Regions from separate parts of the Homo sapiens genome. Here all the other regions are linked to region 3. A link is a contact called in ENCODE Hi-C or POLR2A ChIA-PET data. All regions are on one chromosome and are shown on one strand. The core of a region is the stretch at or near the end of the contact, and the rest is flanking DNA. Distances in the headings are between cores, read along the strand shown. Region 1 holds the start of PPM1G (protein phosphatase, Mg2+/Mn2+ dependent 1G). Region 2 holds the start of NRBP1 (nuclear receptor binding protein 1). Region 3 holds the start of MPV17 (mitochondrial inner membrane protein MPV17).

Evidence for each region. A loop is a pair of places that touch in the nucleus more often than their neighbours do. ChIA-PET counts read pairs that join two places held with the same protein, here RNA polymerase II (POLR2A). Pooled maps may share reads with other maps.
Region 1: a loop to region 3 is called in a map of CD8-positive, alpha-beta T cell, with 20 times the contacts of the local background. The contact joins the promoter of PPM1G here to the promoter of MPV17 in region 3. A Hi-C loop is called at or near these places in 5 of 168 maps with a recorded cell type or tissue (B cell, CD8-positive, alpha-beta T cell and naive thymus-derived CD4-positive, alpha-beta T cell), 7 of 37 single-sample maps with no recorded cell type and 17 of 50 pooled maps. POLR2A ChIA-PET finds 5 or more read pairs at or near these places in 16 of 52 experiments (AG04449, CD4-positive, alpha-beta T cell, CD4-positive, alpha-beta memory T cell and 12 more).
Region 2: a loop to region 3 is called in a map of B cell, with 17 times the contacts of the local background. The contact joins the promoter of NRBP1 here to the promoter of MPV17 in region 3. A Hi-C loop is called at or near these places in 7 of 168 maps with a recorded cell type or tissue (B cell, CD4-positive, alpha-beta T cell, CD8-positive, alpha-beta T cell and 3 more), 14 of 37 single-sample maps with no recorded cell type and 23 of 50 pooled maps. POLR2A ChIA-PET finds 5 or more read pairs at or near these places in 18 of 52 experiments (CD4-positive, alpha-beta T cell, CD4-positive, alpha-beta memory T cell, H1 and 14 more).

Annotation. Positions count from the first base shown.
Region 1 is chr2:27,407,066-27,411,831 of GRCh38, forward strand. PPM1G (protein phosphatase, Mg2+/Mn2+ dependent 1G) reads right to left here and starts at 2,526. Exons shown (of 10, transcript NM_177983.3): 1 at 2,238-2,526. The coding sequence starts at 2,357. RefSeq lists silencers at 2,007-2,086, 2,107-2,156, 2,227-2,416, 2,507-2,696.
Region 2 is chr2:27,426,021-27,430,532 of GRCh38, forward strand. It overlaps NRBP1 (nuclear receptor binding protein 1), which reads left to right and starts at 2,611. Exons shown (of 18, transcript NM_013392.4): 1 at 2,611-2,711. RefSeq lists a silencer at 2,979-3,128 and an enhancer at 4,498-4,512.
Region 3 is chr2:27,320,517-27,324,715 of GRCh38, forward strand. It overlaps MPV17 (mitochondrial inner membrane protein MPV17), which reads right to left and starts at 2,581. Exons shown (of 8, transcript NM_002437.5): 1 at 2,536-2,581; 2 at 1,932-2,006. The coding sequence starts at 2,001. RefSeq lists enhancers at 1,976-2,025, 2,036-2,125, 2,136-2,185, 2,236-2,295, 2,418-3,390 and 3 more.

The DNA.
Region 1 (4,766 bases), core at 1,276-3,775, 86 kb after region 3:
AGCGATTCTCCTGCCTCAGCCTTCCAAGTAGCTATGATTATAGGCACGCACCACCACATTCAGCTAATTTTTTGTATTTTAATAAAGACGGGGTTTCTTCATGTTGTCCAGGCTGGTCTCGAACTCCTAAGCTCAGGCAATCCGCCCGCCGCAGCCTCCCAAAGTGTTAGGATTACAGGCATGAGCCACCATGCCTGGCCTATTCATTTATTTTTTGAGACAGCGTCTCGCTCTGTCACCCAGATTGGAGTGCAGAGGGGCGATCTTGGCTCAATGAAGGCTCTGCCTCTCAGGCTCAAAGTGATTTTCTATCTCAGCCTCCCAAGTAACTGGGACTACAGGTGGGTGCCACCATGCCCAGCTAATTTTTTTGTATTTTTTGTAGAGACAGGGTTTTTGCCATGTTGCCCAGGCTGGTCTCGAACTCCTGAGCTCAGGTGATCTGCCTGCCTCGGCCTCCCAAAATGCTGGGATTACAGACGTGAGCCACTGCGCCCAGCCTAGATATTTCTAATAGACAATTACATCTACCAAATAGTTATACTGTGTATGGTGGTGAAATATGAATGCTATGCTTCAGTTTGACATAGATGATTAACAATGTCTAGTGTCTTCAACGATCTGATCCTACAAATTCTTTCCACCAAAACAGTGTCCTAACCTTTCTGGGCCTCAATTTCTTAGCTATAAAATGTGGGAGCCGCAGGGTGTGGTGGTTCATGCCTGTAATCCTAGCACTTTGGGAGACCGAGGCAGGCAGATCACCTAAGTCAGGAGTTCAACACCAGCCTGACCCACATGAAGAAACCCTGTCTCTACTAAAAATACAAAATAAGCCAGGCGTGGTGGCACATGCCTGTAATCCCAACTACTAGGGAGGCTGAGGCAGGAGAATTGCTCGAACCTGGGAGGCGGAGGTTGCGGTGAGCCGAGATCGCGCCATTGCATTCCAGCCTGGGCAACAAGAGCGAAATTCTGTCTCAAAAAAAAAAAAAGGGAGCCAAAGCAGATGAGATGAACTATAGGATACACTCCAATCCTGAAATTTTATACCTAATTATAAAATTGTTATTAAGGTCAGTTATGAATATAAAATTTGAATCGGAAAACAAAACATTTAAGTTCATACTGTCATTCCAGAGCTAACCACAGGGAGGAGCGAGGGATCTGAAACAATTCCCAAGGGAGACAGTATTTCGCTGTTACCTGAAGCCCACCCGGTAGGTGGAGAAACCCTCAATACCAGACAGAGTATTTCCCTGGCCCTTTTGCCTAGACTTCAGAATGCTCTTCACAAAGCCACGGTTAACCCGTCTTCCTCCCTTTCCTCCCTACCGCAGTTTTCCCTCTTCTCTTTTGTAGTTTCACATCAAGTTTTACCTAATACTACTACTTTCCCCCCAATATTTTTCTTTTCCCCTTTTGTCCAGAGTAAAATTTTCTAGAAAAGCCCTTTGTAGGTAGGTTGTGATGAAAAAAATTGATGAAATGACTTACAATCAAAGAAACTATAAACTACAATTACAGGCAAATGAGAATTACTGATTAAGTTTTAGAGAAATCCTAAGAGAGAAAGAAAACGAAGCATAATAAAAAGGAAAACCTAGGGACTGACATAATTCAAGTTTTCCGAAGTTAGTAAAAGGCCCTGAAAAGAGTGCAAATGAGTGACAACTCCTGGAGGTCGGGTCCAGCCTCTGAAATTAACATGCAAGAGCCCAAGGCCAGGCAACCAAAATGTGAAACAGACTCTGCCCGGGGTTCCTTTCACTGTCAAACTCCTAGCCAAAAGAGGCTTCCCACATCAGATATTTTAAATATTAAAATTTAAAAAGTTATTCACATCTATTCACCTCTCCCTTGAAAAACAAATGAATAAATAGCCCCTATTTGCGTCTTTACTCCCACACTAAACCTCACACCGTTGATGAGCCTGGAGGGCTAGGTTGGCACGAGAGGATGGCGCCAAAGCTCGGGGAGAGGGCGGTCAGTGGGCGGAAGGTGCCTCTTCCCACATGGCCGAGCCCTCGCCGCCACTGGCCACCGGCACACGGTCCCCAAGCATCGGGAGCTCCCTCTCGGCCCTGACCCCGCGGTCTCTGTCGCCCCGCAAACGGCCGCTGCGGCCGCAGGCTCCCAATTGGGACCCTTCCCAGGGGAGGACCCCATCCCCCGCTCTCTTTCTCCGTCAGATTCCCGCCCCGCAGCGGCCAGCCTATGGGCCCCTGCCTCCTCACCTCCATGGAGACGCGCCAGCCTTGCATGGCGGAGAAGCCGTAGGGCAGCGGCAGGCGCGGGGCGCCGACCCCGTCCCCGGAGCACTTCACCGTGTTGGGCTGGGAGAGGTAGGCACCCATGGCGGCGGCTGGCCGGCGGCCTCAGGTGCAGGAAAGCTGGGCGCGACCCGTGCCGGAGCCGAAGCCCCGGGGGTGCGCGCGGCAGGAGCAGGCCCCGCGGCGCGACCGACGCAAGGTGCCGGTGAAAGGCGCGAGGCCGGCCAGGAGGCGGTAACGGGACGGGAGCTGTGAGGGAGCGGAAGCGGAAACGGCGCCGCTCCAGACCCCGCCCGGCCTGCGCGGCGGGGCCAGGCGCTGCGGGCAGTCATTTCCTTAGCAACTCGCCCCGCCCGCAGGGACAACGGCCCGCCCAACGGCCGCTCCCGCGAGACTAGCGCGACCACGCCCACCAACGGCCGCCGTCCTACTCCGCTTCCTCGCGCAGGTGGCAGGTCGCCTCTGGCAGAACCTCTTCCTTCGTTCCCAGTCCCCAGCCTCTTGGCGTTTTGTCTGACGCCTCTTTTGTGTCGGACTCGACGCTTTCAGCCCGTCCTCCAGTGTTTTCATCCCCCTCTCCCCAACGTTGCACTCTCAGACTCCGCAAACCCCGCCCGATTTGGTTCAATTAAAGTTGACCAGTATTTGTTCCGAGCTTAGGAAGTACTTGGCCAGGCCATGCGAGGCCTATATGAGAAGAATGTGAGTCTTTTCTGAAAGCGAAGACCTCGATCTGTGATATAATTCGAGTTAATACAATGTAGAAATGTTTGGTACAGCCTATTCTGGGTGGGAAAAGCTCAAGGATGGGAGGAGGAGCTGTTTCTTGGAGGATTGAAAGGATGTAGGCTCTCAGAGAGGATGCCTCTGGATTGCATTATGCCACAGGAAAAGGGAATAATGTTATAAGGTTTGGAGGAGTGAGGGAAGAATGTGAACTGCATTTGGGGAGGATTTCTGAGGAAGCTGGCTGGACTCGGAGAATGATTGTAAGTGGTAATATTAACTAGCTAGCTTGATAAAAAGAAGCGCCAAGATGAGTGACTTGGACTTCATTGTCGTCCTGGTGTAACCTTTGGCATCGTTTGTCTAGTCTTTGTATGCAGTGTACATTGGAGGGAGAGAGTCTGGGGCACTGTTGTGTTGTTGTTTTTTGTTTGTTTTTGAGACAGAGTCTCGCTCTGTCGCCCAGGCTACAAGCTCCGCCTCCCGGGTTCACGCCATTCTCCTGCCTCAGCCTCCCGAGTAGCTGGGACTACAGGCGCCCGCCACCACGCCTGGCTAATTTTTTGTATTTTTAGTAGAGACGAGGTTTCACCGTGTTAGCCAGGATGGTCTCCATCTCCTGACCTCGTGATCCGCCCGCCTCGGCCTCCCAAAGTGTTGGGATTACAGGCGTGAGCCACCGCACCCCGCCTACTATTGTTTTTTTTTTAAGACAGAGTTTCGCTCTTGTTGCCCAGGCTGCAGTGCAGTGGCGCTATCTTGGCTCACTGCAACCTCCGCCTCCCAGGTTCAAGCGATTCTCCTGCCTCAGCCTCCCGAGTAGCTAGGATTCCACGCCTGGCTAATTTTTGTATTTTTAGTAGAGACGGGGTTTCACCATGTTGGCCAGGCTGGTCTCGAACTCCTGACCTCGTGATCTACCCGCCTCAGCCTCCCAAAGTGCTGGGATTACAGGCGTGAGCCACCGCGCCTGGCCTGGGGCACTGCTACTAGTTAGAGAGCTCTTACTCTAAGCAGGAGATGAGAAGAGCTGGGAGTAAGGTGGTACCACGCAGGGTGGCAATGGGAATCCAGATGAAAGGACAAATTAGACAATAACAAATAAGACAGATTTGGTAATAAATTGCATTCAAGGGATGGAGAGAAAAGGAGAAATTCTCCAAACTATGACAAAATTGATTCTTTTCAGCCGGGCACAGTGGCTCACACTTGTAATCCCAGCACTTTGGGAGGCCAAGGGGGGGTGGTGGATCACTTGAGGCCAGAAGTTCGAGACCAGCCTGGCCAACATGTGAAACCCGTCTCTACTAAAAATACAAAAATTAGCCAGGCGTAGTGGTGCGCTCCTGTAATCCCAGCTACTTGGGAGGCTAAGGCAGGCGAATAGCTTGAACCCCAGAGGCGGAGGTTGCAGTGAACCAAGATGGCGCCACTGCACTCCACCCTGGGTGACAGAGCAACTCCGTCTCAAAAAAAAAAAAAAGATTCTTTAAAAAGATAAAACTAATCATGGCTTCTTCATGCTCTTCCGATAGTCCAAATTCCTTATAGTTTACAAGACCCTTCATGCTAATCATCCAGATTCACGTATGCCTCTCTTTAACTCTCCATTTCTCCTACAACTCTGCTTCAGCAATGTCTTTGGGTGCATCTAAAGCCATGCTTTCTCTTACACTTTTACCCATGGAGCACACCTCTCCACACCCCTCTTGACCATCACTTTCTCCAGGAAATCTCTACTATCACTATACTAGTTTGGGTCCACAC
Region 2 (4,512 bases), core at 1,361-3,860, 110 kb after region 3:
TCACGAGGTCAGAAGATCGAGACCATCCTGGCTAACACGGTGAAACCTCGTCTCTACTAAATATACAAAAAATTAGCCAGGCATGGTGGCACACGCCTGTAGTCCCAGCTATTCGGGAGGCTGAGGCCAGGAGAATCTCTTGAACTTGGGAGGTGGAGGTTGCAGTGAGCCAAGATCGTGCCACTGCACTCCAGCCTGGGCAATGGAGCGAGACTCCACCTCAAAAAAAAAAAAATACACCAAAGTCTTAATTATCGGGGGAAGTAGGATTATAAGAGATTTCACTTTCTACAGAAATTGTTAATATTCATATTACTGTTGTCAGCATTGTTGTCATAAAGCAATTAAAAGTGCCTAACACATAGAAGCTACTATATAAATATTACATTATACTAAAATAGTTTTGGGAATATTTTTGCGTTGTTTTTTGGCAATGAGCATGAATTATTTTTATAAGCAGGAAAAAATAAATACATGAGGTGGTGAAAATGCAGGTAGTATTTGATCATTTTAAATGTAATGAAGGGTTAAAAATGAGAGCTAGAGGATGCCAAAGGGTCCTCCATGCATACTTGAAAGGACCTAGTTGAAAGCGGAAGGTTGATAATGATAAAGCCCCAGGCAGAAGAGAATGGGAAACTCTAATGATAACATGAACTGATATTTAATGAATGTTTACCCTGGGCCAGGTGTTCCAATTGCTTTTGAGCCCACAGGAAGGAAAGGTTAATCTTTTCCTTTGAGATTAGAACCAAGAAATTATTTTATTTATTTATTTATTTATTTTTTAGGTGGAGTCTTGCTCTTGTCGCCCAGGCTGGAGTACAGTGGCCTGATCTCAGCTAACAGCAACCTCTGCCTCCCGGGTTCAAGTGATTCTCCTGCCTCAGCCTCCTGAGTAGCTGGGATTACAGGCGCCCACAAGCACGCCTGACTAATTTTTGTATTTTTAGTAGAGACGAGGTTTCACCATGCTGGCCAGGCTGGTTTTGAACTCCTGACCTCAAATGATCCGCCCGCCTCAGTCTCCCAAAGTGCTGGTATTACAGGCATGAGCCATCGCGCCCAGCCCAGAGCAAAGATTCTTAACCTCAGTTTCCTGAAATTATATCCTAAATTTGTTGGGTAAGTGCATTTTTTAAAGTACAAGAGAAGGCCCATAAGTTACATCAGATTTTAAAAAGGGTGTTTGAGCCCCCCTCTTCCAAAGATAGAAGAATCAAGGAAGAAAGGGTAAAACATACATACATATATATATATATATATATATATATATATATATATATATATATTTTTTTTTTTTTTTTTTTTTTTTTTTTTTTGAGACGGATTCTCACACTCTGTTGCCCAGGCTGGAGCGTAGTCGTGCAGTCTTGGCCTACTGCAACCTCTGCCTCCTGGGCTCAAGTGATCTTCCCGCCTCAGCCTCCCAAGCAGCTTGAGAGAACAGACATGTGCTACCTCGCCCGGCTAATTTTTGTATTTTTAGTAGAGACGGAGTTTTACTACATTGAGCAGGCTGGTCTCGAACTCCTGACCTCAAGTGATCCGCCCACCTCGGCCTCCCAAAGTGCTGGGCGTGAGCCACCGCGCCCGGCCGAAAGATTGGTTTTAAAAACGAGTATTTTGAGATGATGAGAAAACGAGAGGGTTTCTGCCAGTTGTCCTTTCTCCCAGTGAAACAGGATTAGAGATTCTCTTTAATGACAGTAAAATTTGGTGATTGTGACATTTCCAAGTTCTGTTGATTGATTCATCATCTTCCCTCCATCATACACGTCTAAGGGCAGAGTGAACTTCCATCCTGAAGGCTCCGCGCTTAGTTTTCGCAGATTAATAGCTCACCAAGAATTTATCATCTTTTCTTTCCACTAACTCGAAACCAATCTAAATTCTTTCCAAACATCTTCTCAACGTAGTCTCCTTTGATGAAATTTACTGTTTCGGATTCTAGACTTGGCTCTTACCAACTTAACTTTCGGTTAATAGCTTAATACCTCTGATTCAGGTTTTTGCATTTGTCAACTACCATTGAATGATAATTTCAATGAGTTCGTTCTTATGAGGATCAAATGAAATAACATCTGTGAAAACCTCTTACAAAGTTTAAGCAAATAGTGCTAAGCAATCACCAAGCGTTAACTACTAATTTTCAGTGTTAGGTAAATTTTAAAAGCTTTCCGGAGAATTGGCGTCCTGCACACCAGTCTCGTTCCAAAATAATGCAGGCGGGGGCTGGGGTGGGGGCGCTCCTCTCGGACTGAGGCTATGTCTTTCGCTCCTTTTGTCTTTTCCAGGCATTAGAACTGTCATGGCGCCTTCAAGAAGAGGTAGGAGGCCCTCTCTGCGTCCAGCAGAACCATCTGGGGCACCTGGACCGGGCGGTGGGGTGGACAGAGAGACGAGCCCCAGCTGGGACCGAAAACATCGACCCCTCCGAGAGGTCTCGGCCGGACCGGCGCAAGGGGAGGAGAGCGGGTGGAAGCCCACCCCAGCGAACGCCCGAGGGCCGGGCCCCGCCCACCCAGAACGTCACCCAATGGAAACCTGCCGGCGGTGCGGCACCGCCCATCGTTGGTCCGGGCGCCGCGAGGGCGGGGCCCGCAGTTCGGTTGCGCTGCGGAGCGCAGCTGTGAGGGAGTCGCTGTGATCCGGGGCCCCGGAACCCGAGCTGGAGCTGAAGCGCAGGCTGCGGGGCGCGGAGTCGGGAGGTGAGCGCCCAGGGAAAAGAGGGCCCGGGAGGGAGGGGTTCGCGAGAGGACGGAAGGATCGGCCTCCGAGGCCCGGGACGGTGGGACCCGCCAGTCGGGTGCTGAAGGCGGCCCTGCTCACTCAGTAGCCCAGGCCCGATCGGGCCCTGCCTGCTGGAGCCGAGGGGCCGCTTCGGCCCCGCAGTCGCTGCTTAGCCCTCCCTGGCGTCTCTGGCTTGGCGGCGGCGCCCCGGGATTCTGCGGGCGCGGGTCGGGAGGCCCTGGCGTTCGCTTGGAACTCCGGCTGCGAGAGGCGGGGCCCGGCGGGTGGGGGCGGGGGCGGGGGCGGCGGTCGCGGCCCGGCGGCCTGCGGAAGCTCGGCGGCCTGGCCTGGCCTGCTCGCGGGGAGGTGCGCAGACTGCGCGGGGGCGTGGCCTGCGCCCCTGACTGCGCTGTCGGTCCGGCCTTTGATGAGGTGGCCGCCGCTGGCTCCCTGGGCCCCAGCCTGGTTCCCGCGCGGGCCGCGGCTGCCTTCCAGACGCAGGGCATGCGACCTGTTGGAGTGTGAAATTCTAGGGGCCGGGTTCCTCCCCAGAGCGGTTTTATTTCCGACTGGACTGTGCTGCGGGTCTCAGAGGCCCTCTGGTCCGTTCAGGGTGAGGACAGCTGAGAGGCCTGGGCCCGTGAGCTCTTGCAGAGGAGTTGACACGCAGAGGGGCTGCTGTCCAATAAACGAAAGTGTCGGGGAAAAACTTTGCAGGGCGATCTGCATTACTCCAAAGTGAACACACTGCATGTCTCAGGGTGGCTGGAGGCGGCGAGAATCCCCTTATGGGAGTATATGAGCTTTTCCATGTGTTATCTCTTTAAAACCTCTCAGCGGCTCCGAGACAAAACTCCCAGTGTCGCAGAGGTTTCTTCATCAATAGGAGTAGTGCTGGAGAATCTTGGGCACTGCCCTCATTTTGCCTGCGAAGGAAAAATTAGGAAGGGATAAAAAGTCACAAAAATTAGGAAGGTGGGGGGGATAAGCAAATTCCAAGGGCATCTATCTCTGATGAAGGGTTGGTGTCTCCTGTGGTGCCCTACTGTGGATTAGTTATTTGTGTCCTCGGTCCAGAAGTTTCTCTGGAGCCCATTGGCTACAGCTTTCCTGTATTAGAATTCTACTGTTATTTCCTACTGTAGTCTGGCTGGGAATTTTATTTAGTTGTTCAGATTTTAGATGCATTCAGTGAATGCAGCTGCTCAAGGAAGTAACTAATAGTGTCTTACCATTTTCTTAGCTACTTTTCAGAAGAAGGAACATGATCTCTAACAGAAGTTTTCTGGTAGATTACTAAAACAGGCAGATAGTAGCTTTCCTGGCTGGCTGAGTTAAATCCCTCTCCAGCGATCCTCCCACTTCAGCCTCCTAAGTAGCTGGGATTACAGGCATGAGCCAGCGCGCCTGGCAAATCTCTCTAGAATAAGTCAGGATCTAGAAAATAACATAGGGAAAGAATATCTTGCCAGATTTCCTCTGTACTGCCTATTGCTCTTTGGTATTTACTAGACTGTCTTCTAATAAAAATCTCCTGAGTTGAGTTAAACGTAGTGTAGATTGGGGGCAGAGATGGGCACAAATGGGCATCAGAGAGTTCTAAAAATAAATGTGGGCTTTTCAAAAGATTGGTGTGTTGACTGGAGACTTCTGAACTTAGAGGAGCACATTTAGTTTCCAGGGTATCAGTTTCTTTTTCTTTTCTTTCTTTTTTTCTTTTTTTTTTTTTTTTTGAGTCATAGTCTCACTCTGTCACCCAGGCTGGAGTGCAGTGGCGCC
Region 3 (4,199 bases), core at 1,331-3,830:
GTAGAGACGGGGTTTCACCGTGTTAGCCAGGTTGGTCTCGATCTCCTGACCTCGTGATCTGCCCACCTCGGCGTCCCAAAGTGCTGGGATTACAGGTGTGAGCCACCGCGCCCAGTCCCTAAACTCAAGTTTTAAAAGAGGAAACTAAGGCTCAAAGAAGCTTACTGACTTGTCCTGATTAATGCACCTACTAGGTGCTATGGTTTTAAGATTCAAATCCTGGTCTTCTAAGTCTGAAATCTCTGTACTGTTTTCCAGTGTGATGAGCTATCCCATGGGACCTTAGGAACTACTGTGCTGGGGTCCAAAAATGGCTCAGTGAACTAAAGCCACTTCCACCTTTTATTTGTAGTTTGATCCAAATACAGTGAACAGCAGGAAAGGAAAAGTCTGGATGGTCTGAAAAAGTCTGGGAAAAGTGCTGGGAGGCTACATTTTGCTTCAGGGCTGAGCTGGGACGTCAGCATAGCCTCAGGAAGACTGAGGCTGTGGAGCTGAAGGGCTCCAGCACCAAGAGCCCAGAACTCCAGCCACATGTCGGCACCTAGGCCTCCTTGGAGCTCTAGCTCCTGCCCTTGTCAGCTGCAGATGCCTCAGGTAGGGAAATATAAGGACTCTTTCCCTCCCTATTCTTGATGACCACAAGGGGGAATCTTCCATCTGGCAGTTATGGGCCCTGAGGGAATCTGAGCCTGGGCAAAGGGCCCAGCGTGTCAGTTCCCATCATAGCCACACTGTCCAGCATGAGTCACCACACACGTAGCCAGGTGAGTCATACAGGCTGACGGACGCTGAGGACAGGACAAGAGGTGGTTGGGCACCGGAGACTGGAGAGGGGCCCAGGGAAGGGCCAAAGAATCCATCTCCTGGCCATTCATGCAGTTAAGTTTCTGTGCCGATGCAGGGCTGTTCTGGTCACAGGATCCCTGTTCCACTCTGGCCTTCAGTAGCCCCCAATCCCTTCCAATAGTCCTCTTCTCAGAAGGCCAGTCATCACTAGAATCCTGTTCCCCTTCTCTAAACATGGGCAAGACCTCATCTTAATGTGATCACTCTTTGCACCCCAATGTTCTAAGGCCTTCTGACATTCCCCCTCTAAGACTTACTTATCTTCATGCCATCCTCTTACATTAGCTAACTTGCAAAATGAAGATGGTAACAAATGCAGGTAGGTCACTGCATTACCTCTGTGAGGTTAGTACTCAATCACTGCATTTGGAGTGACTGGTATCTGATCACTCCAAATGGATCAGGATGGAGTGATCAGATACCAATATACTAACCTTGGAGATACATATTTAGGCAGTAAATGATAACAAAAGCAAATGAACGATATAAACAAAACTCAGGAAATTTTGGGTGAATTACGGAGAGGCACTCAAGAGGTCTCAAAGCTGATTACTGACACAGGAGTGTTCAGTTTTAATGCCATTTAAACTGTACATACACATCTTAATCATTCTTTTGTATGTTTCACAATAAAAAATACCAAGAAAAACTGGGGTAAGAGTCTTGATTCAGCACTTATTAGGTGTGATCTAATGTGGACTCAAGTAACCCTCCTAGCTCACACACCTTTGTGGGGGCCCTATGCCATAACGTATATGAAAGTGCTTTGCATACGGTAAAATGTTTTCCAAGTTGAGGCCTCCTGGGGCAATGCCTTTATCCTTCAGGGCTGACTGTTCAGCTTTTTGAGGACTTTGAAATCCTAAAACCCTACTGCACAGCTTGGCCAACTACGCATACCCCTTAAAAACAGCCTTGGGGACCACCCTCCAAAACAGACTGGGGACAGTGTAGGATGAAAGACAGCCAACCCTTCAAGAGAGCCGAATAGAAACAGGAAGTGAGGGTGGTGCAGTGGGGCAAGCCTCTGGCTTCCAAATCAGTCTGCCCTGGTCCCACTCAAGTCCTAGAGGGACACTCACCAGCTGTCAGGACCTGTACTTTCCACGGGTGAGCGGCCAGGGCCCGCTGGTATGCCCGCCAGAGTGCCATGCTTCCTGTCAAGCCAAGAGGAGAGGGGGTCACCCCCACCGTCCCTCTCCACGACTAAGAAGCCGCCTGACATTCCCTTGTGCCCACTCCCTTCCCCTTCCCACTTCCAATGTGACTTAAAGGGGCAGAGGCCACATGAAGGATGCTTCCCAGACAGCTTCCTGTCGCAGGAGTCGCCTTAGACAATTGGGGAAGAGAGAAAGGCTGTGGGAAGCTATGGACTCCTGGTAGCAGCCACCAGCCACCCCAACCTCATTCCTGAAGCCAGACCACCTGGAAGCCTCCGTTCCCGACGGAGACACTCATGAGGACAGCTTTGCTCTGGCTTCTACCCAGAGCTTGGGTGCCTCAAAAGATAGCTTGGTCCGTCTCCAGATTCAGACTTGGTTGGAACCAGTTTGTAACCTTCCTGAGTCCAGCTCCAAACCGAAAATAGGGCCCGTCACTGCCCGGATATAGGATGACCACACACCTTGTGGGCACTCATGGCTTGCGACGCTTTAAGCCAGAGACCGCAGATCACCCGCCACTCACCTGAGCGCCGAGCCTCCCTCCCACGTGACAGGCTGGCCTAGGAACTTCCGCCACAAGTCCCGCCCCTTCCTCCCAGCGTCCTTCGGATTACGCAGCCAGGACAGGAATGGGGGTGGACCGAGCCATGAATACCCGTGGAGAGCGGCCTAACTCGGCCACCCACTCTGTGAGAGACCCCTTTTCCAGCTGGACTGTGCCGGACCCTGGTGTGGGGCCCGCCAGCCATATTTCTCACCTAAGTTCGACCCTCTGCCTCCTCCTGCCCCTTCTCTCCGCGCGAGACCCGGGCCTCTCTCAATCCGGTAGTCTCATTGTTCAGCCCACCCTCCCCGCATAACTGGCCATAACTACGATCCTTGTCTCAGCAATCGTAGTTAGGGAACTATAAGTTATAGTTAAGTGCGTGTTTTGTCTCTAGGTTCTTCACTGGCCTCAACTGTGAGCTCATGAGTGGGTAAAACTGGGGTCGTTCATATTTGTCGTCCTCATAGCAACTATTTCAGTGCTTTGCCGCAAACAGCCACTTAAGAAATACTGCGTATGTATGATTCTTCCACAGAAAGCATTGGAATTAGAACCTCAGAAGACATTAGGTATTGGCTCCCAAACTAACGGGCTGTGCAGCCTTGGTCATGACTAGACTTGATGTTAAGGCTCTGCATCTGTAAAATGAGGGAGGTTACACTATTGACTTTCCAAACTCGGCTCCTCAGTTCTAGGGATTTTTCAGATGTTTGTGTGTGGGGATGAGAGGGGCAGCATTACTACAGCTGCTTCTCCAACTTTTTTTTCCAAGTATATACTTCTCAAAAGACCCATTTTTAACGGGGCCCACAACTGCATGTTTGAAAACCAGTAAGCTAGGTGATTTCTTAATCCCCTTCCAGCTCTAACATTCTAAGAGTCTGTGAATATAGAGCAATATCCTTTCTAGAGCGTTGGAAATGTCTACAATATCCCTGGCAATGGACTTGTCAGGCTGGCAGGCTTTACTTATCTCCAGGGAGCCCACACGTCAGGAGGCACACTCTTTCAGGCTCTCCACCTGCCCAGCTCCACCCCCAATTTACTCAATTCCTTTATGATTAAGGCAGGGAGACTCCTGCCACAAATCCTGGAGAAACAGAGTAAGGAAGCAAGAGAAGTCAATGTCACAAACATTTAACTAAAATGCTATTTGCAAAACAGCATGCTAGAGGAGTGAACTGACAAAAGTAAATGTAATAGGAGACCAAATGTGGTAGGCTGTAAAGTTATATTCTGAAGTTAGACTGAGTTCAAATCCCCAGCACCACCACTTACTAGTTATATGACCTTGACCTTTTACAGACAGCTTACCCTCTCCAACTCTTTTATCATTAAGTAAAATGGCAATACCTACCTCATACAAGTGACACATGCGAAGTGCCTAAAATGGATCAAGTGCTTAATGCTTGTTTATCCTTTTTCCTCCCTTCCCCCTTGGGAACACAAGGGAGGGAAACTATTTTTTACTGGAGAAAACTGGGAAGCTCTTTGGTGAAGGTGGAATTTGAGCCGGGACCTTGAAGGATGAATTGAACTCAGGTGAAGATGGTGGAAAAAGACACTCTGGCGAAGGGAGGAATATGAGAAGAGGAATAAAGGTAGAGAAGTGTATGAACAATGGATAGTATGAAGTGGGT